Regions from separate parts of the Homo sapiens genome. Here region 2 is linked to region 1. A link is a loop called in an ENCODE intact Hi-C map of the cell type or tissue named here. Cell type or tissue: heart right ventricle. All regions are shown on one strand. Each heading gives the region's core, and the rest is flanking DNA. Links, peaks and the distances in the headings are about the cores only.

Region 1 (11,387 bases), core at 1,939-9,938:
TATATGTGCCACATTTTCTTAATCCAGTCTATCATTGAGGGACATTTGGGTTGGTTCCAGGTCTTTGCTATTGTGAATAGTGCCGCAATAAACATACGTGTGCATGTGTCTTTATAGCAGCATGATTTATAATCCTTTGAGTATATACCCAGTAATGAGATGGCTGAGTCAAATGGTATTTCTAGTTCTAGATCCTTGAGGATTCGCCACACTGTCTTCCACAATGGTTGAACTAGTTTACATTCCCACCAACAGTGTAAAAGTGTTCCTATTTCTCCACATCCTCTCCAGCATCTGTTATTTCCTGACTTTTTAATGATCTCCATTCTAACTGGTGTGAGATAGTATCTCATTGTGGTTTTGATTTGCATTTCTCTGATGGCCAGTGATGATGAGCATTTATTCATGTGTCTGTTGGCTGTGTAAATGTCTTCTTTTGAGAAGTGTCTGTTCATATCCTCTGCCCACTTTTTGATGGGGTTGTTTGATTTTTTCTTGTAAATTTGTTTAAGTTCTTTGTAGATTCTGGATATTAGCCCTTTGTCAGATGGGTAGATTGCAAAAATTTTCTCCCATTCTGTAGGTTGCCTCTTCACTCTGATGGTAGTTTCTTGTTCCATGCAGAAGCTCTTTAGTTTAATTAGATCTCATGTTTCTATTTTGGCTTTTGTTGCCATCGCTTTTGGTGTTTTAATTCAACAGCCCTTCATGCTAAAAACTCTCAATAAACTAGGTATTGATGGGATGTATTTAAAAATAATAAGAGCTATTTATGAAAAACCCACAGCCAATATCATACTGAATGGGCAAAAACTGGAAGCATTCCCTTTTAAAACTGGCACAAGACAGCGATGCCCTCTCTCACCACTCCTATTCAACATAGTGTTGGAAGTTCTGGCCAGGGCAATCAGGCAGGAGAAGGAAATAAAGGGTATTCAATTAGGAAAAGAGGAAGTCAAATTGTCCCTGTTTGCAGGTGACATGATAGTATACTTAGAAAACCCCATCGTCTCAGCCCAAAATCTCCTTAAGCTGATAAACAACTTCAGCAAAGTCTCAGGATACAAAATCAATGTGCAAAAATCACAAGCATTCCTATACACCAATAACAGACAAAGAGAGAGCCAAATCATGAGGGAATTCCCATTCACAATTGCTTCCAAGAGAATAAAATACCTAGGAATCCAACTTACAAGGGATGTGAAGGACCTCTTCAAGGAGAGCCACAAACCACTGCTCAACGAAATAAAAGAGGACACAAACAAATGGAATAACATTCCATGCTCATGTATAGGAAGAATCAACATCGTGAAAATGACCATACTGCCAAGGTAATTTATAGATTCAATGCCATCCAGATCAAGCTACCAATGACTTTCTTCACAGAATTGGAAAAAACTACTTTAAAGTTCATATGGAACCAAAAAAGAGCCCACATTGCCAAGACAATCCTAAGCCAAGACAACAAAGCTGGAGGCATCACACTACCTGACTTCAAACTATACTACAAGGCTACAGTAACCAAAACAGTGTGGTACTGGTACCAAAACAGATATATAGACCAATGGAACAGAACAGAGCCCTCAGAAATAATACCACACATCTACAACCATCTGATCTTTGACAAACCTGATGAAAACAAGAAATGTGGAAAGGATTCCCTATTTAATAAATGGTGCTGGGAAAACTGGCTAGGCATATGTAGAAAGCTGAAAGGATCCCTTCCTTACACCTTATACAAAAATTAATTCAAGATGGATTAAAGACTTAAATGTTAGACCTAAAACCATAAAAACCCTAGAAGAAAAGCTAGGCAATTCCATGCAGGACATAGCCATGGGCAAGGACTTCATGACTGAAACAGTTCTTAATCATTGAGATAATATTAAGCAGAATAGCTTCATTTGGATGGTAACCTGGACTTTAATCCCCAAAAGTGAAGAGTTCCATTTCTGACATGGCAAGGAAATTCAATCAACTAAAGAACATCTGTTTTTTAGTAGCCCCAATTCTGAATGGCATATCCTTTATATAGCTATGATTGGCTAATACAATAGGAAAGTTTCAGACTAATCCAGTCACTCAAATAATTATCCATTGTATCAAAATCTACAAAGTTCCAGCACTTTCTGGTCTAGGAACCAACAAACTGTGTCTTGTGTGCCAAATACAGCTTATCATATATATCATATATATGTGTATATATACATATATATGTGTATATATACATATATGTATATATGTGTGTATATATACATATATATGTATATATGTGTGTATATATACATATATATGTATATATGTGTGTATATATACATATATATGTCTATATGTGCGTATATGTGTGTATATATGTATATATGTATGTATATATGTATATATACATACATATATGTATATATACACACATATAATATATACATATTTATACACACATGCACATATATAAATACACATATATACATATATACACACATATATGTATATATACATATATACATATATACACATATGTATATATACATATATACATATATACACATATGTATATATACACATATGTATATATACACATACACATATGTATATATACACATACACATATGTATATATACACATACACATATGTATATATACACATACACATATGTATATATACACATACATGTATATATACACATATATGTATATATACACATACACATGTATACACATACACATATATGTATATATACACATACACATATATACACATATACACATATACACATATATACACATATACACATATATAAGTATATATACACATATACACATATACGTATATATACACATATATACACATATACGTATATATACACATAATACACATATACGTATAAATACACATATATACACATATACGTATATATACGTATATACACATATATACACGTATACGTATATACACATATATACACGTATACGTATATATACACATATATACACATATATACACATATACGTACATATACGTATATATACACCTGTGTACATACACGTATATACACGTATATATACACGTATGTGTACATACACATATATACACGTGTATATATACACGTATGTGTACATACACGTGTATACACGTATATATACACGTATGTGTTCATACACGTATATACACGTATATATACACGTATGTGTATATACACATATATATATAAAGATTTATTGGAACACAGCCATGACCATTTGTTATATATTGTCCGTGGCTATATTTTTTTGTGCCACAATGACAGTGCCAAGTAGTTGTCACAGAGCCTGTATGGCCTATACAGCCTAAAATATTTTCTATTTGGTCCTTTACAGAAAATTTGCCAATAACTGTTTTCTTGCTTAGTTACATTTTTATCAGATAAATATTTTATTCAACGTGTGTATTAAACTGAGTCAAATGTAGCTTTAATGTTTAGAAGTGAACCCTACTATTAATACATATTGAACTTACAGAGTTTTTGTTACTAGACAGTTCTACAGTCTGGCAATGAATGATAATAGTTGACTATAAAAGTTTAACTCATCTAATGGTATCAATGTTTAAACCCTCACATCAATTCGCCCATTTCATAATTACCTTTAGAGACTTCCCTTCCCATAAGGACTATAGATTTTCTCTATTACATTTCCCAAGACAGACCTTGCTAATTCTTTTGGCCTTTTGTCCACACAGATCTTAGACCTGTCTATGCATAATTCTTAACCAATTCAAGACTTTTTCAACTAAATGATTTCAAGCAATTATCAAATGATTGGTAAAAGAAATGTATTTGCCATTCAGGTCTTAGACTGCATATGATATTTATAATTCATTATTTAGTTAGCAAGCCTGCTGAACTTCATATTTTGCATGCTGAATTATTATAAACAAACCTTTTGTATTTAAACCCAACATGGAAACCATAGTGTTGCACTGTAAATTACTTAAAGGGAATGTTAGCCTCCAAGTACACTACCAGGCACTATCCGAGAGCTCTGTCCTAAAGGAACAAAAAAATTGTAGAACAATTCAAGATTATTAAATATCACAATTTATTGATCAACTTCAAATGCACAGTGAGAAGCTAGGGCAAAGAGAAAAGATAGATTTACAAGTTTAGGACAGAGTACTAAGGAGGGTAAAAGTCCCACTATATATGAATCCTGAAGTACACAATATTCATATGTTCTGTCTCTCTGTTGCATCAACTTTCTCTTTTAATGGTGGGGTTACTAAAACCAGATTTGGAGTATAAGCAAGGGAGTCCAAAATACAGAAGGGGACTGGTGTCAAAATTAATTCTTGTTATATTGGAGAGACACAGGGGAAAGTATACCTGGCCACAGCTGTAGAGAACCAGAGGCCTGCTGAACAGACATGTCTGTCATTTGTTTTATTCATATTGCCAGCAGGGGGACTAGTGGGACACCTCTTTGACCCATATAAATGTAGTATGTTATGTACAGTTAGTGGCTTAAGTATATTTGACAATTCCATCTCTTCCTGTGTTCAATAAATGCTTTCCTTGATATCTGACATGGTACTCTACTTCCTTAAACTTAGTTTCATCTATGTTTGTCATTTGTTTCCTTTATTAGCAAAGCTAAATGTCCTTAAATAATATGGAAAACAGAAATAGAAGAGCAATACTTTCTGGCAAGAGATTATCTGCAAGAGAAATTTCAGAATCCAAGTAATCCTACTGTGCATTTGATTACTCTGCTGATGCCCTTGTGGCTGACTTGTACTTCTACTAAACAAACTGTGAATATGCTGGCTGCAGGGCTAAGATGGAAAGGCAATGAAAGTGGATAAAGAAACATTCCTAAATTAGCCAGTATAGATATAGTTTCACAAACTCATCACAGCAGCATTTAAAAATAATTTTTCAAGTATCTACAAGGACATATCCAACATTAACCTACATTGGTATTTCAAATTGGTTCTACTCTCAAATAGAGTCCTGCTCCCTAGTCTATATCCAAAGATATATAAATCCTTTTCGTGTGTATTTCCATTCTAAGATGATTCCACAGAAGTCTCCAATAACTGAATTCTATTCTTTAATGCTAATGTGGCAGAGTATGTGAAATTACTCACCACTTACTTCAGAGCCTTCTCTGTTACGTAGGTTCCTCTTTCCACAAATGCCCTAGTCCTCAACCATGTAGAATGAAGACAAGATTAGGGCTGAGGAACAGCTGCCAAACTGTCACTTTAAGCCTAGATAGTTCCAAGCTCAGCTCTTTCATACCGGCCTCATTGACTCTTTGTTTTAGAGACGGGGTTTCACTCTGTTGCCCAGGCTGGAATGCAGTGGTGTGATCGTAGCTCACAACAGCCTGAAACTCCTGGGCTCAAGGGATCCTCCTGCCTCAGCCTCCCAAATAGCTGGGACTACAGATATATGCCATCACACGCAGCTAATTTTTAAATTTTTTTTGTAGAGACAGGGTCTTGCTGTGTTGCCCAGGCTAGTCACAAACTCCTGTCCTCAAGCTATACTCCCACCTCGGCCTCCCAGCGTGCTGGGATTACCGGCAAGAGACACTGTGCTCAGCCTTCCTCATTCACTTTCTATATAACAGTATAGACTTTCTCCACTGTAAATACTCTTTGAATTTTCTTCTCTTTATCCCCTCCCTTGCTCCTGCTCCCTACTCCACTGCAGACATGTGGCAAGCAGGCCATCTAGCAGTCTAGCCCAGTTTTGTGCTCATAGTACAACTCCAGTGCTATTATTCAGTATACATTTATAAAACAGAAAGCTACTGGATCCTGAAGAATCTCTTTATTCAGATGAATAATTTTTATATCAGATAAAGTCTAGGACCTGTCTCCAATTTTAGTATCCCTTATCTGCTCCTAACCTATTCATTACTTTACATGCAGTATATATATTTGTCGTTAATACTGTCAAGTAGATCAAATAACACATTCCAGCAAATCAAAGGAGTATAAAGTTTAATACCACTTCACCCTCTACTCTGCCATATAGATTAGCTTTATTACTGTTTGAAAATATTTACAAGCTCAACAGGGCAAATTATAAAACTTAGTGGGATATTTATAGCAACATTTTCAGGTCTGATGAACTTCCCCCTCATCTCAGTATGTTTATGTCCTTCTGTTAATACATCAAACTAATACCAGCAACAGGTCAAATAAAACTCTTACAGCTAGTCAAACTTCAGTGACTTAAATCAGGGCTTTTCCAAAATTTCGAGTGTCTATGAATTTCTTAAAGATCCTGTTAAACTGTGGATTCTGATTCAGTGGGTCTGAGGTAGAACCAGAGATTCTGCATTTTTAACAAGTTCCCAGGTGATGTTGAGGCTGTTTGTCTAAGATTCATGTAATTAAAGGAAAATTTTAAAATATTTATATTTATCCTATGTCACAGCCCCCTTCATGAGTATGCAGAATGAAACGTTTTGCAATGTGTAGATTGTACTACTAGCATCTGGGAACAGTTGGAAAAAGGAAATAGGAGTGATATGTAAATAAGTCATGAAAGGATAATAGCTCATATAAAACTATAGTAACAATATCAAACAATATGGAAGTCAACTACATTCAAAAATAAAAATAAGCAAAATCATTTTTCTAATAACAAAAGTTTTTATTTTCACAAATATTTTAAAATGCAGCTACCTTTGAGCCACAAAAGGAAAAAGCAGTATTCCTTTTATGTATTTGATACAAATATTAAACATAACTCAGTTTTAGTTCATTAGCTCAGCTCAGTGAAAATAGCTCAGGAAAAAAAAAGTCATAGGTAATGCTATTGGTATATGCAGGAAACCAGAAGCGACGACATTGAGTTCAAAATCCATTTAGAATTGTAGACAGGCCACAAGGGGCAGGTGAAGAGAGCAGCCACAGAGTCACTAATACATTGGACTTCAAACAGAAAAACTGAAATGTCAGTTGGTACACACCTAAAACAAACTCCAACTAGAAAGATAATTATGTAGCTCAGACATTGATAACAGGTTAAGAAATTTGTACGTGCATACTGTTTTTTTTTTTTGAGATGGAATCTCGCTCTGTCACCAGGCTGGAGTGCAGTGACGCGATCTCAGTTCACTGCAACCTCTGCTTCCCAGGCTCAAGAGATTCAGTCTCCCGAGCAGCTGGGACTACAGGCATGGGCCACCACACCCCGCTCATTTTTGTATTTTTAGTAGAGATGAGGTTTCACCATGTTGGCCAGGATGGTCTTGATCTCCTGACCTCGTGATCCACCTGCCTCCCAAAGTGCTGGGATTACAGGCATGAGCCACCATGCCTGGCCATGTATACACATCTTAATACAAATATTTTCAGAGATAACCATTGCGTGATAGCTATTTTTTTTCTTGAAATGATACCCTCCTTCACCCTTTTCTGTCAGAACTGAAAGCTACATAGCTTCTTCTATTTCTTCATGCACTTGTTAGAAGCAATATGCATTAACCTATTTTCCGATGCTGTTGATTCTCTAATCTGTTAATCCATTTGCAGACGCTATTGATTTTCAAACTTAAGTTATGAATACCTGCTATAATTCTGTGGTTAATAACCAGCTTTGGAAAGAAAATGTGCTTCTATCAAAGGGTACAATTTTTCTATGACTAAAACATATAAATTCATCCATGAGCAATTGCAAGTGTCCAAACATTTACCCTTTCTGAACAACATTAACTTCGCCAGGGCAAAACAAAGTCACACATGTAACATATTCCCCAAGTTGCCCCACTCCCACCACAGTGCATATGTGCACACACACACACACACACACACACACACACATCCAAAGCCCAGATTTCATGTAAAAAAAATCTCCCCTTAAGTAATTATTTTTCCTACTGCATATTTTTAATCTCGTTGTCTTTGTATATGAATTGTCTTTCCTCTTATATTCCTTTTACAGAATTTGAGAAATGAAACACTGAGGAATGATAAAGATTATACATGTATTCAAACAATATTAAAGACATATAGGTCAAAACCTTTTCTGATATCTAAATGCTATGAGATCATCCCTGTATTAAGATCTGAGTCATGATTAGTCATAATATACAGGTCAATATGTATATTCTCATCCAATTATCTTTAGAAGTTTCTACATTATATAACTCAGCCCTACATGCCTCAATGATTAAAAAACTTTCCTTTATATTAGATGGACATGTCCACAAATATCCTAATGCAAATAGAATAAACCTTGTATTATCAGAAGAACATGTCTACAATGTTATCTTACATATTAATATCTTGGACAGATACTTCTTTTATCTTCCCAGTTAAAAGGAAAGGCACTAAGTATGCTTTAAGCACCTTCAGAGATGCAAAAGATCTTTCCAAACAGGTAGATTCTTGGTTTGTGGCTTTTCTGTAGTAATGCTCAACATTTACTCTGGCGGCTATCATAAGGAGGAGGCTAAAAGTTATTTTCGATTTTAGTATCCAAACAGGCCAGTTACTATTCCTTTGTCCTGTATCCTTCTGTGGGTAAAACACAAGCTAGAATTTGGTTTATCTTCCCTTTCTATGCTGGAGCTTTTTAGGAGAACTAATGCTCTCAGAATAAGTGAACCCCTGCTCAAGAAACAGAGTTACCTATTAATGTGTCTCCTTATGAAAAAGGAAAAACCTTTGCAATTGTCCTACTGCTGTAAAGGATGAAACCAAATGTCTTTTTGTTCTTCATCCAATTAGCTTAAAAAATTAGCCTAGAACAAAGTGGTAGAAATTTAGAAAGCATATTTCAGCAAGGACTATGGATTTATAAAGAAATGTGGATTCAGATAAAATATACTTCAGAGAGAAAATTAGGATAAACATTTTATGACACAAGAGGAACTAGAAAAAGCACAGGAATTTAAGGAAGAACATATTTTAATGGTTGAAACCTGTCTTTATGAGGCGATTATGACAGCAAAAAATATTATAATGAATAACAATGCATAGTCTACGCTTTGTAATATTTCATACAATAATTCCTTTATCATTTACATCTCTTAATGCTAGAAAAGCATTCTGAAGATGCCAAGCGTAAGTTGCAACTGAGTAAAAAAAAAAAAGCAAAATTTACTCAATTTCCAGAAGAGGTGCAGAACAGAGAATGAAGGTCCTTAAAATATAAACCGCTAGTGTGCTAAAATGATGTCCATTTGCAGGATCAGTGACAAAATATTTAAGCCCATAAAGAAAAGAGTTATACCTGCTGTATGAAGGTATTCATAGAGAAATATGAGTCATAAGCCAATTATTTATAAATGTCTTTCAAAATATTTGGTGCACATGAAATGCAGTATACTGATGGTCCTGGAGACTGTTGCAGTTGAATAGGGCAGCTACTGGGATGATGGTGTTTCCCCCGGATGAGGATGACAGGAATGCAGGGCCTAGGATTTGTTGAGCATGTACACTCTTCTTCTGAATTGGCCACCCAGAAACCAATTATTGAATCAGAACAACACAAATTGGTTTGTGCTTGAGCCAGGTCTGTAGAAACGGAAATCAATTCAGTTGTGGAAATGATGAATTTTAAAAGCTGCTGGGTTTTTTTTTGTGCAAGGTAGAGATTTTCATAACATCTCAATAATCCTTTTGAAATGTGCAGTTGCTTAGTGCAAAAAAAGAAATAGTGCCACCATTTCTTCAACTAAAAGATAAGGTGTGCTTTGTAAAAGTAAAGCATATCCAATTTTCATCCTGTTGGTCGGTATTACCAAGGGTCATGATGTAGCTGGCGCACAAATGTGAAGAATCATTTACTACCTGTAGAGTGGCAGTATATCTTAGATATCATACTTTTTATTAATCAGTTCAGTTTCTCTAGCTGCAGAGAGAAGTTCTCTAACGGACTTCACCAATAGGGCAAAACACATTCCCATTCCAGAAAGGCACATAAGAAGGGTGCTTCAAGACAAGCACACACCAGGCAAGGAACGGTAGCTGAAGTGCATCTGCCCTGGACCAGCATTTCCACACCCTTCAGACCAAGTTCCATTTAAAGGTGTATGTACTACTTTCAAAAGGACCATTGGGTTATTTTCTTGTGACCCCCTGAGTAAAACCACACATTAAAGCTCCACCGTCTTACACTTTGCTACTTCTTACATACCTGTCTTCTTACTTGTTCCTATTGTTTACAAATCTGCCCAAAGATATAATTTTTATGATATTAAGAGCTGAATTTTGCTTAAGAAAATCTACATATCTTTTGTGATTCTTCTAAATCTAGTAAATCAAGTAATCAACAGTTTATTCTCTGCTTGTAAAAAAGGGTAGTAATTTTTCCACATAAAAATCAAATATATAAGCAAAACTAATATATTTGTTGACAAAGTTGCTCCAGCAAGCCTTGAATTTTTCATTATAATTTAGCTATAAATAGACCCAAGGAATCTGACATCCAAGGATCATTAAGCAATCATAAAAATGTATCACATAATTTTAATTCTGAATACTTACTTACAAAACATGTTTATAACTTCTGCATTTCCTTTTATTAAGCATGCTTTCCCATTAGGACAAGTTTTTTTGTTATTTTGTTTTACTTTTCAGCGGATGATCTATTACATAGTCATACAAATACCTTTGTTTAGTCATAATTTGTCAGTAGGCTACTGACAGGTATTGAAGGTAATATTTAACTTTTTATAATGTGAACATTTTAGGCTAGCATTTTGAAGCCATTCTGTCCAAATAGTTTGGATGCAGAATTATTGTCTTTTTGGTGACTAAATAGTGGTAGAAGTGATTAGAACCAAAAATTAGGTTGCCTTTTCAAACACAAGCTCTCCATCTCACAAAAGGAAATTATTGGTCCCCAAATTCCACTTTCACTGATTTATGCTTTGGTCACAAACAATTAAAATGTATGATTTCATGGAACATCTCTAGAAGATAGAATGGATGCTGATGAATCCAGGCTATTGGAAAATCATGAAATTGTATTAGGGATCATGTGAGATAAAGAATCTTTCTTTAGCATGGTACTGGCACACAGTAAACAACTAAATAAGTTATTATAACACACATACTGCTTTTATTTACATTGCCTTGAGGTGGGCTGAAGAAAAATAGGGAGAAAGTAAAAAATTCTCCCCCACAGGCAACACCAATGTTACCTGTGATAACTAAAAAAAGGTTTTCCTTTAGGAAAGGTCAGGCATTCATTCATCTTTAAGAGTGCATGGACACTAATATCTAAAGCATAGAGGCCTAAACTCTTGTACACCACTCTGAGTACTTGGTTCTACTATGTTGAACACTATTTTCCCCTATTTCCTGATACTATTATATTCAAATTTTTGTTCAGGACTTTTCTGGATTTGGAAAATGCACGGCCAGCATGTCTACATGCAGCAATCCT
Region 2 (11,387 bases), core at 2,149-10,148, 230 kb after region 1:
CATCTATTCTACTTGATTTCCTACAATTCCTCTACAAAAATCTTTCATTTCTATCGAAGTAGATTCTTCAAAGCTCAGTCTGTTTCCCGACCCTACCCTCAAGTCTAGTGCTACAATTCTCACTTTCACTTTTTTGTTTTCACTTACTTTTCTCTGTTGTAGCTACCTCTCAAAGTCCAGCTCAAATACCATCTCCTTCTGTGCCTTAGTCATCTACCTTTTCCATTCTTTTTCTCTTTTAATTTGTATAAAAACACCCATACCCATACCCACAAACACACACACAGTGTTTGATGTATACGTAAGTTTGTATCACTCACTTTGTTTTATAAATATTTTGGGATTTCTACTGTATTTTGAGCTTTTTGATGCAAAGTTTACCTTTTAGCCACCGGGAGCTCCCAAAGGGGTGAGCATAGTTCCCAGCACCCTGATAATTGACCGTTGCCTTTATGATTTTGCAATACTTTGTATATCAAAGTAAAATCCTAAAATTTGCTGATATTATTTATAGCCTATTCTTTGTAACATATGATTAATCTTTACTTCTTCAAATATTTTGTTTAACAAGGGCCAAATACATTTGAAGATGCAGGAAACTACATCAAGAACCAGTTTCTAGACCTGAATTTAAAAAAAGAAGATAAGGAAATTTATTCCCACATGACCTGTGCTACTGACACCCAAAATGTCAAGTTTGTGTTTGACGCAGTTACAGATATAATAATCAAAGAGAATCTAAAAGACTGTGGGCTTTTCTAATCAACTATTTTCTCTTCCACTCTTGCTCATGTATGCTTTTCAAAATATAAAAGAAAAGGTGCTGTATGACGTGTTTAGTTTGAATAGACATTAACTTATCTAGACATATAACTAGCATTGTAAAGCAAAAAGTTTTCCCACAAAAATATTTATGTGTTATCATCTATATCTGGATAAGTTTAAATTTCTTTGGAACATGGGGAATGGGAGTGTCTTTGATGTCCTTATATCTAAAAACTGATATATTTTGGTAACTGTAACAGTACATATCAATGACACTGGATTTTCTTGGAAATAAACCTCTACATGCAGACTATTTGTAATCATAGAATAATGAAGAAATATGGAATAATATTATTTCCATTGGCCAGATTTTGAGAGGCATTCATTTTTGTTGATAATGTAGCCATGCCAGTACTGTAGAGACTTTTTTTTTTTTAAGAGACAGGGTCTCACTGTGTTGCCCAGACTGGAGTACAGTGGCACAACCATAGCTCACTATGGCTTCTAACTCCTCAGCTCAAGCGATCCTCTCACCACAACCTCCTGAGTAGCTAGGTCTACACATGCATGCCACCATGCCCAGCTAAGTTTTTTGTTTTTTGTGAGTTTTTTTTATAGTAACAGTGTCTCACTATGTTGCCCAGCCTGGCTTGAACTCCTGGCCTCAGGTGATCCTCTCTTCTCGGCCTCTCAAAGCCCTGGAATTACAGGCATGAGCCACGGCTCTTGGCCTGGAAAGTCTATTTTAAAAGGGCATGAGGCATTTATTAGTCAATTACCCCTCTGTTAGGCAGCTGCAAATGAAATGTTCTCTATACATTTCTTTGTTAATATGAAATTACATTTGCAAAATAAATATATTCAATTTTATCTCCTACATTATTTTCTTTAAAAAAATCATTAATGCTGAATTTACTCTTGGAGTTGAAAATTTCAATAATTTATTAATTTTTTTTTTTTGCACTACCCTGGTTGAAGAGAGGGGGAAGTATATGGTCACATACACAATGTAAGGCTTTATAAGTGAATAATAGTTTTTAATGGAACGCCCATTCCCCACATTTTATTCCAGATTGGCATGGAACATTATGACAACTGACGACCACATGGGCTTTGGGATGACAACTCTGGACTTCAAGAGAGAAAAATAATTTAATGTTTTAGCACTCATATGTTTTTTGTTTTGTGAATAAGAAGTGGGAAGGAAGAACAAGCAGATTTTTAGAAGGTAAATGTTGAGCTCCTCCCTTGGTTCTGCATGGTCCATTCTGACTATCATATTTTATTCTAATGGTCAAAGTCTTCCTTTTTAAAAAACCAAGTTGGTGCTTTACAAACTAAATCAAGTTATCTATGAAGATTACAGGTGATTTTTTTCTTTTTATAAATTGTCTACCATTTGCAATACTTTTTTTTTTTTTTTTTTTTTTTTTTTTGAGACAGGTTCTCACTCTTGCTCAGAGTGGAGACCAGTGGCCCAATCTCAGCTCACTGAAACCTCTGCCTCCCAGGCTCAAGTGATTCTCCCACCTCAGCCTCCGGAGTAGCTGGGATTATAGGTGCACACCACTACTGCCCGGCTTATTTTTGTATTTTTAGTGGAGACAAGGTTTCACTATGTTGATTAGGCTGGTCTCAAACTCCTGACCTCAAATGATCCACCCACCTTGGCCTTCCAAAGTGCTGGGATTACGGGCGTGAGCCACCATGTCTGGCCCTGCAAAACATACTTTTAAAGCATGTCTGGGCCAGGAGCAGTGGCTCATGCCTATCCCAGCACTTTGGGAGGCCAAGGCCGGTGGATCATGAGGTCAAGAGATCAAGACCACCCTGACCAACATGGTGAAACCCCATCTCTACTAAAAATACAAAAATTAGCTGGGTGTGGTGGCATGCACCTGTAGTCCCAGCTACTCGGGAGGCTGAGGTAGGAGAATTGCTTGAACCCAGGAGGTAGAGGTTGCGGTGAACTGAGATCACGCCACTGCACTCCAGCTTGGGCAACAGAGTGAGACTCCATCTAAAAAAAAAAAGCATGTCTCACTATCATTTATCCTTCTATACTTCTGGAAAATGATATATAGTCAGAATATTAGGTCAGCTAGGACTCTTAAAAATATTTAATTAAATTCTTATAAGCTAGGTGAGTTGCAGGGAAGATAAGTTAAACAATTTGCCAAACTGCGGTTTAGGTGGATTTAGATAATTCTGTCTCTCAGTGTTGCTACTTCATTTTTCTATGATGTATTTTCCTTCTAAACACATAAAGATAATCATAACTCAATGAATAATCTTCACTTAAGTGCCTGTGGCTTTTTTTCCCAAAAACAAAGAGCAATTATCAACAAATACAGTCAAATTTTAAAAATTATATTAAAAAATTAATTTGAAATTCCAAGATATCAAGCACACATGAACAAAAGCATGAGCAATCATTTAGTTCAGGCATTCCATGAAGTTTTCTAGCTAAGAATCACTATCTGTATGACAACCATCCAACGTTTTGCTAGAAGACGTTCAATATTATGAGATTTTAAATAAATATTACAAATACTATATTTCATTCATCGCTTTGTCTTTCCTCCCTTCCCACTCTACATCAACCTGTTTTCTTCCATAAGTGTGAAGAGACTCTTCCATAAAGGAAAATATATCATTTGAAATGTTACTGACTTAAGTTTAGGATTCATTTTTTAGACAATGTAGGTGGAAAGGGTGGGGTCAGAAATGGTTCAGTTTGCTTTTCAGAAGTACATAACTCTTGACCTCATGATCTGCCCGCCTCAGCCTCCCAAAGTGCTGGGATTACAGATGTGAACCACCAAGTATCTACTAAAAATACAAAAATTAGCTGGGTGTGGTGGTGCATGCCTGTAGTCCCAGCTGCTTGGGAGGCTGAGGCAGGAGAATCACTTGAACTTGGAAGGTGGGGAGGTTGCAGTGAGCTGAGATCATGCCACTGCACTCCAGCCTGGTGACAGAGCGAGACTCCATCTCAAACAAACAAAGTACATAACTCATTTTGCCCTGTGCACAAAAGTGACAGGCATAAATATTTACTTCTGAAATATTGTTCTCTGAGAACATTAAACAGTACGTTAAATGACCAAAATGAAAATGGAAGTTATCTTGAATTATTTTTAAAAAGAAAACCGTTAAATTCCTCCCAATATTATGATTTCACTTAAAGAAGTTTTCTTCATCATCACAAATATTGCCATGCTAAATAATGAATTCTAATTAAGAAAAGAGAATTTTTAGTAAAGAAAAAAATTAAATAGATGTTTGTATTAATTCTTTAATGATTGCAACCTTTAAAATTTAATTATTTCAGATTTCACTTTTAAAAGTTTAATACAAAAAGTTAGAGTAGAAGCACAGCATTTGGGGCTAGTTTTTAAATATAACAAAATAAAATATGGAAAAGTTTGCTTCTACCCTGAAGAAACTTCCACTGAGAACAGTAATGTTGGTTAAAATGAAAACATGCATTTCAAGCTGAGGCTCAGGCTTCTATCTGTGCCGTCGGTGCCCTTGCTTTTTGCGGTTGCTGCTCAGTCACATGCTCAAACAAACAAACAAAAATGAATGCCATTCAAACTCGCTCAAACATGATTATAATGCCAACACACTGCACTACCTCAGAAACAAGATGTGGGCTTATATACAGTGGGGTCATTAACAACCAACCCTCACAGCAATTTTCCAGAAGCATCAACTGGCCAATAAGTTAGACTTTGCATCCTGGGATTAGTGACTAGTGAGTTAAATAAAGATATACTTTTGTGTCAAAATATGGAAGTGGCCGGGAGTGGTGGCTCACGCCTGCAATCCCAGCACTTTGGAAGGCCGAGGTGGGCAGATCACCTGAGGTCAGGAGTTTCAGACCAGCCTGGCCAATATGGCAAAACCCCGTCTCTACTAAAAATACAAAAAAATTAGTTGGGCATGGTGACGCACACCTGTAATTCCAGCTACTTGGGAGGCTGAGGCAGGAAAATCGCTTGAACTCTGGAGGTGGAGGTCACAGTGAGCCAAGATTGCGCCACTGCACTCCAGCCTGGGTGACAGAGTGAGACTCTGTCTCAAAAAAAAAAAAAAATATATATATATAAAATACACACACACACACACACACACACACACACACACACACACACACACATATATATTATGGAAGCAATCAACTCCACAAAGATGCTGTATGGAAAAGGGGTTTCAAATTCTGTGGAATCGCCAACATTGACTATGAATATCCAATATCCTATTGGTTAAAAAAAATTATGAACAAATATACTCTTAATAATAGACTTAATAATAGTCTTATTAAAATATCACATAAATAGCAAACTATTTTCTCAGGCCATAGGCCTGTCCTAATACCAATTTCCTACCAGATACGTCTTCCTATTTACTTATAAAATGTATTTTTAAACACTTGGAGAGAATGACTTAGGCTTGACTTAACCAAATACTTTAGACATGAGGAAACATACGTCTTTTGTGTTGATTTATGTGTCTTTACTATGTTATACACTTCAGAATTAGAAGCAGACCTATTGGTTAAAATGTATGACTACTAAAAATAATATGATTGTAAGAATTATGGAAGAAACTGAGAATCCTGTATCTTAGAAAAACTTTAAAAACAGGAGAAACAACTCTGTGCTTGGGATGGAGTAAATATTAACAAGATAATATTAATATAACCAATTGAAGCCCCCTTTCCATTAATGCTTCAGACATTCTTACAAACCAATCTATAGCCACATGGGGGCACACTTACATCACAGGTTTTTCCCTCCAAATATTAAAAACAATACATCTAGATGACCAATAACTTTAGTGAAACAAATAATAAAATCTTGTTAAGAATCATAGTATATTTTTTGACTTTAACTCAGTAGTATATTATAACATTCTGAAAACATAATATGTAATATTTTAGTCAAGTTTAGTTTATGATTAAGGAAGCTACTGAAGCTGCTCCAAATTTGTAGTGTTACACAGATACATCGTTCTTTTAGGATCTTCTTACTTTTTTGGTCATTTTGTTTTAGTCTAAGTAATTATTAATTTTGTAAAGTGTGTCTTTCAGTTATCTGTATTGTGTTTAAAATCTTGATTTGCTCACAGAGACTAGTAGGAGAAATATAATTTGATGCCTGACAACTGTGTTTTGTGAGTTGTAATCAATTGACTGCTTATTAATGTATATCTTTTCAGCAAATCAAAGTAAAATCCCATTCTGCTAAAACATTAACCATTCCATTATTCTGTTTATTACAACTTTTTCCCAGCGACCACTCCACCAAATCAAGAGGAAAATGAGTGCTCTGTCACATTTTTCTTTATCACCACTGCTGCGACCAGCACATTTTTCATTAATAATAGCAACGTTTTTATTTTAAGCCACATTTGTCACACTAGTTAAGTAATAAATAGAGTCAAATGAAAGAAAAAGGAAATAAAAAGACCCTAATTTAATTCATGGGGGACAGTAATGGTCTTCTAATTATTACACCTTTCAGATAAGGAATAACATATGAGACACAGGCAAAGCCAGTATTTTATGTGAAAGACATTTATATTTTCTAAAGTGGTCAGTTTGGGACAAAACCAAGCACACATATGTAATTGAAAATTGTTTTTTCAAAGTATACTGCTGTAAGTTTTCTCCTCTGAAAAATAAAAATGATCAAGTATTAATTGCATTACAATATCAAAATTAATGGAGAATATTTATGTTTAATACATTAAAAGCCTTACCTGGGAGAAAAGAACTAGATGATTGCGCTTAGAGTTAGCATAAGAAAGTTTATCATATAAAGCACCCTATCCTGAATGCCAAAGAACAAGATAATCTGGGCTACAATCATCTTATTCATTAAAAGTCTGAATATTTTATTACACTTAAAATATTGGTATACAAGTGTACATTTATATAAAGCACAAGGTAGGTGAGATAATTTACCAGCAAAAGAAACAATTTAATTTCCCTAGGAGTTAGAGGTCCGTGAGTCTGTCAGTCCACCTGAATCCACAAATGCTTAGCCTCTATTCAAGAAATAATCACTTAGCATTTTTATTCCCACATATGGTGTGCACTACAATGATACATGTGGCAGAATAGCATAATCACCTACACTTTTGGAAACAAAAGGCAGAGAATTGTATAATAAAAATGTACATAGGCCAGGTGCAATGGCACACACCTGTAATCCCAGAACTTTGGGAGGCCAAGGCGGGAGGATTGCTTGGGCCCAGGAGTTCAAGACCAGCCTGGGCAACATAGTAAGACACTGTCTCTATTAAAAATACAAAAACTTAGCAAAGCATGTTGGAACGTGCCTGTTGTCTTCAGCTACTTGGGAGGCTGAGGTGGGAGGATAGCTTGAGCCCAGGAGTTTGAGGTGGTAGTAAGCTATGATGGTGCCACCACACTTCAGCCTGGGAGACAAAGTGAGACCCTGTCTTAAAAATAAATAAATAAATGTATAAAAAACAGACACAAATGCTTATTTCATCTTCACAATTGTGTTCCTTTTCATATTTAAAAAAGAACAAATAATACTGTGACAGGGTTCAGGACATGTACCACAAAATATAGCACTTTGGCATTTGAGAAGACAGCTTAAAGAAGAAGATCTCTCTGACTTTCTCTCACCATTCTTCCCTGAAGCAAGCCATAAAAGAATTCTCTGACCTTCCTTTAAAGTAGGTCAGAAAGCCCTCATTCTAGAGGGATACTTCCTATACCAAAAGGAAAGAAATAAAGACACCGAGAAACCGAGAATAATTTGAACAGGCCTTGCTAACGTCCCCATAGCTTATTACCATTAGATCATATCCTCTTTCATTCAATCATACTTCCACAAGACTGTTGTACTAGTCCATTTTTCATACTGCTATGAAGAAATGCCCAAGACTGGGTAATTTATAAAGAAAAAGACGTTTAATGGACTCACAGTTCCACATAGCTGGGGAGCACTCACAGTCATGGCAGAAGGTTAAGGAGGAGCAAAGGCACATCTCACATGGCAGCAGGCAGGAGAGCATGTGCAGGGGAACTGCTCTTTATAAAACCATCTCGTGAGACTTATTTACTACCAGGAGAACAGCATGGGAAAAACCCACCCCCATGATTCAATTACCTCCCACGAGGTCCTTCCCACGACACCGTAGGAATTATGGGAGCTACAATTCAAGATGTGATTTGGGTGGGGACACAGCCAAACCATATCAACTGTCCAGCCTTCATTCAATGTAAGCATTAAAACACATAGTTTTCCCTGCTTCTTTGGGTCTTAATTTCTGAAGACTCCTGTGTCACATAAATCTTCTACTAAATTTGCATGCCTTTCTCTTGCTACCCTGTCTTTTGTTATAGGGGTTTCAGCCTTGAACCTAGCTACAGATGAGGAAAAGATATTGCTTTTCTCCCCTACAACTGCTTGATGATCTAAAGCCACAGCCATGCTGCTTTGCTGTTTTTCCTAGGATGTTCTTTACCTTAAAATAGTAGTGGAAGCACATATGCAGTTATACTTTGGACTCTGCACTCCTAGAAGGCTTCAATAAACTTAGACTCCAACAGCAAATCACTAAGCCGGTATTTCATTGTAAATCTGTGGCAAAAAGTTCCCCTGAACTATATTTTCCCTCCTAGGATGGGTGACACAGTCACTGTAGGGAAGCGTGGGCTATGTTTGAGGACTTAATTTTAAATCCCAGTTTGAGCACCAATCCGCTGTGAGACATTGAACAGTCGTTTATTTTAGGTGGTAGTTTTTCTTACCTATGAACGAACAGAGTAGATTAAACAACCACCACAGACCAACATAACCTCAGCTTGTGACTCGGCAATTTCTTTTGAAAACTGATACCAGAGTAAGCTTGTCTTAACTCTTACTAAAATGAGGAAGAGGAATGGTATGCAAAAGATTTTTAATGAACATTTAAAATATGACTTTTATGTTTAAAAATTGTGATTTCCTTTTCATTTTAGGTTTAAATTGAAGGCTTAAAAGTGTTATTTATTCCTGGGGAAAAGAACCAGATATCTAATGTTGCCCCTAGGAAAGATTTCACAAGGGCAACATTTCATTGTTAAGCCTGGTAGAACATCTCGTGTCATCCAAGGGAGGGAAAATGAATTAATGTATAAACATTTTATTAAAGAATAATGTAAAAACTTGGTAAGTTACCAAACATCACTGAATTGAACACATAAAATGGGCCAATATATGTTAGCTCCCAAAAATCATAACAAAAATAATAAAGGTGATTTTGAAAGGAATAAAGTGGCATTCATTCATACCCATAGTATCTCACCTACGTAAGAGAATTAAAAAGTATTTCATAAATTAATAAATGATGAGTCCATATTTTCCATAGTGACCTCCACTGGGACGTGGAAATGTCCCAAACTTCAATATCCTTGTCAATATAGGTCTACATTCCCTGCATAGCTGGTTGCCTAAAAGTAATAGTTAAATTTTATTTTTTAAAACTCCTAGAAGCTGAGATAATTTCTGGGTTAAAATAAAGTTTCAGGAGTGCAGTTACTCAGGGAAAGTGGCCCTGATTTCACATGTTCTGTCCTTTGCAGGATCAAAGTCCACTTGCAGGATTATGTGCCAGGACTGCCCTCTCCCCTACAAGCCCTGTTGGCGCCTACTCATTCTTCAAATCTTAGGTTAGAGTTCACTTCTTAAGACAAGGTTCTCAAACTTCACGGAATAGAAGTTCATTCGCCTGTATGTACTTCTACGGGTCTTCATAATTTTACTCTTGTTTTTTTTTGTTTTGTTTTGTTTTGTTTTTAAGAAGAGTCTTGCTCTGTTACCCAGGCTGCAGTGAAGTGTTCTGATCTTGGCTTTACTGCAACCTCTACCTCCTGGATTAAAGTGATTTTTGTGCCTCAGCCTCCTGAGTAGCTGGAACCACAGGCACACACCACCATGTCCAGCTAATTTTAGTGTTTTTAGTAGAGAGGGGGTTTTAACATATTGGCCAGGCTGGTCTCGAACTCTTGGCCTCAAGTGATCTGTCCCTCTCGGCCTCCCAAAATGCTAGGATTACAGACATGAGCCACCACATCTAGCCCATAATTTTACTCTTTACAACTTATTAAAGTTTACAAAGAAATATTTATGTGTGTAATTTTTCAACTTATTTTTATTTCTTCATATTACTATGCACTCCCTGAGAGCAGAGACCAGATATGGGTTTTTCCCCACCTGCTCTTTACACAAAATAGAAACTTAATGAATGAATGTGAATTAATAAAAAAATTAGCCAATGATTGTTTACCGAGGTCTCCTGGAGAGCGTCCTTATTACTCTTGACTTCCAGAATGCCATAATTCCCTGGTTTTTCTGCTGAATCTCATGTTTCTTCTCCTCAAGCTTCCCTGATCATTGTGTAAATGTTAGTATTACTAATATTCACTAGGCCATCTTCTCTTCTCATTCTATACATTCTGAGAAATCTTAAGTCTTTCATGGCTTCATTTTTTTTTAGACAAGGTTAGTCTCTTGATCCCTGCATGCATATCTTCCTGTCTCTTCAAACATATACAGACAAATAAAACTCAACATTTCAAAAAAAAAAAAAAAAACAAACCACTATTTATTACCTCCAAGTCTATCCCTCCTCTTAGTTATTTAAGCTGGATTAGTTTTTATCCTTCTTCTTCTTCTTTTTTTTTTTTTTTTAACTGACACAGTTTCACTCCTATTGCCCAGGCTGGAGTTCAGTTGGGCAATCACTGCTCACTTCAGTCTCGACTTCTCGGGTTCAGGTGATCCACCTTAGCCTCCCAAGTACCTGGGACTATGGGTGTGCACCACCATGCCTGGCTAATTTTTTTTTGTATTTTTAGTAGAGACTGTGTTTCACGCTGGTCTTGAACTCCTGGGCTCAAGGGATCCACCCACCTTTGCCTCCCGAAGTGCTGGGATTAGGGGCATGAGTCACTGTGCCTGGCGTATTCTTTTCTTTCACATTTCAAATTATTCAACATGTTTTGTTTATTCTACATTCTCATTCTAAATTTTTTTTTAATGATCTGCTTTTCTGCATCATCACTGCCCCTTGTCTTGTTCATCTCTCTTGCAGAGATTCCTGAAACACCTTCTTAAACTGTGGTGGCCTCCACTCTTGCCACTTCCAGTGTTTTCACCCAACTGCCAGATGCTCTTTCTAAAATGCAGTGCAACTACATGACACAACTTCAAATGCTTCCATGGTACTCTAATGCCTATAACAATGTCCAGCTGCCATACTGTTTAAATGTTCTTAACTACCTGGCATCTTTTTACCTTGCTAGCTCAATCTTTTACCTTTATAAATACAATTGCAAACATCCTCTCTCCCAGAACATTCTTCTTCTCCCTGTTGGTTGACTAACTAACTCAACTTTTAGGTTTTTACTTTTTTAAGAAGTGCTTCCTTTACCAGCCAGTTCTTGGCTGACTATCTGTCCTATGTGATCTCTGAACAACTTGTACTTCCTTCTTCATAGGCCTTATCACTATAACAACGTCAGGTAAATCTCTGTGACTAGTACGCAAAACAGACAATCCACATTTAAATAATATTACACATGTGTAACAGAG

Evidence for each region. Peaks named below come from ENCODE experiments on the same cell type or tissue, not always from the same donor. Only the 100,000 strongest peaks of a DNase experiment are listed, where the experiment ranks them.
Region 2: it touches region 1 in a loop (2.9-fold over the local background); 2 of 110 quality-filtered maps call a loop at or near these places.

Annotation. Positions count from the first base shown.
Region 1 is chr7:80,674,508-80,685,894 of GRCh38, reverse strand. It overlaps CD36 (CD36 molecule (CD36 blood group)), which reads right to left. Exons shown (of 15, transcript NM_001001548.3): 15 at 6,621-9,511. Among named protein-coding and RNA genes, the nearest start is that of CD36, 42 kb to the right of the region's middle. In heart right ventricle, for the core only: CTCF peaks have their summits at 4,220 and 4,422; a DNase peak (open chromatin) is centred at 5,315; H3K27ac peaks cover 3,704 bases.
Region 2 is chr7:80,448,046-80,459,432 of GRCh38, reverse strand. GNAT3 (G protein subunit alpha transducin 3) reads left to right here. Exons shown (of 8, transcript NM_001102386.3): 8 at 572-798. The coding sequence ends at 762. Among named protein-coding and RNA genes, the nearest start is that of GNAT3, 58 kb to the left of the region's middle. In heart right ventricle, for the core only: CTCF peaks have their summits at 5,339 and 5,540 (motif pointing right); no DNase peak of the experiment used is centred there.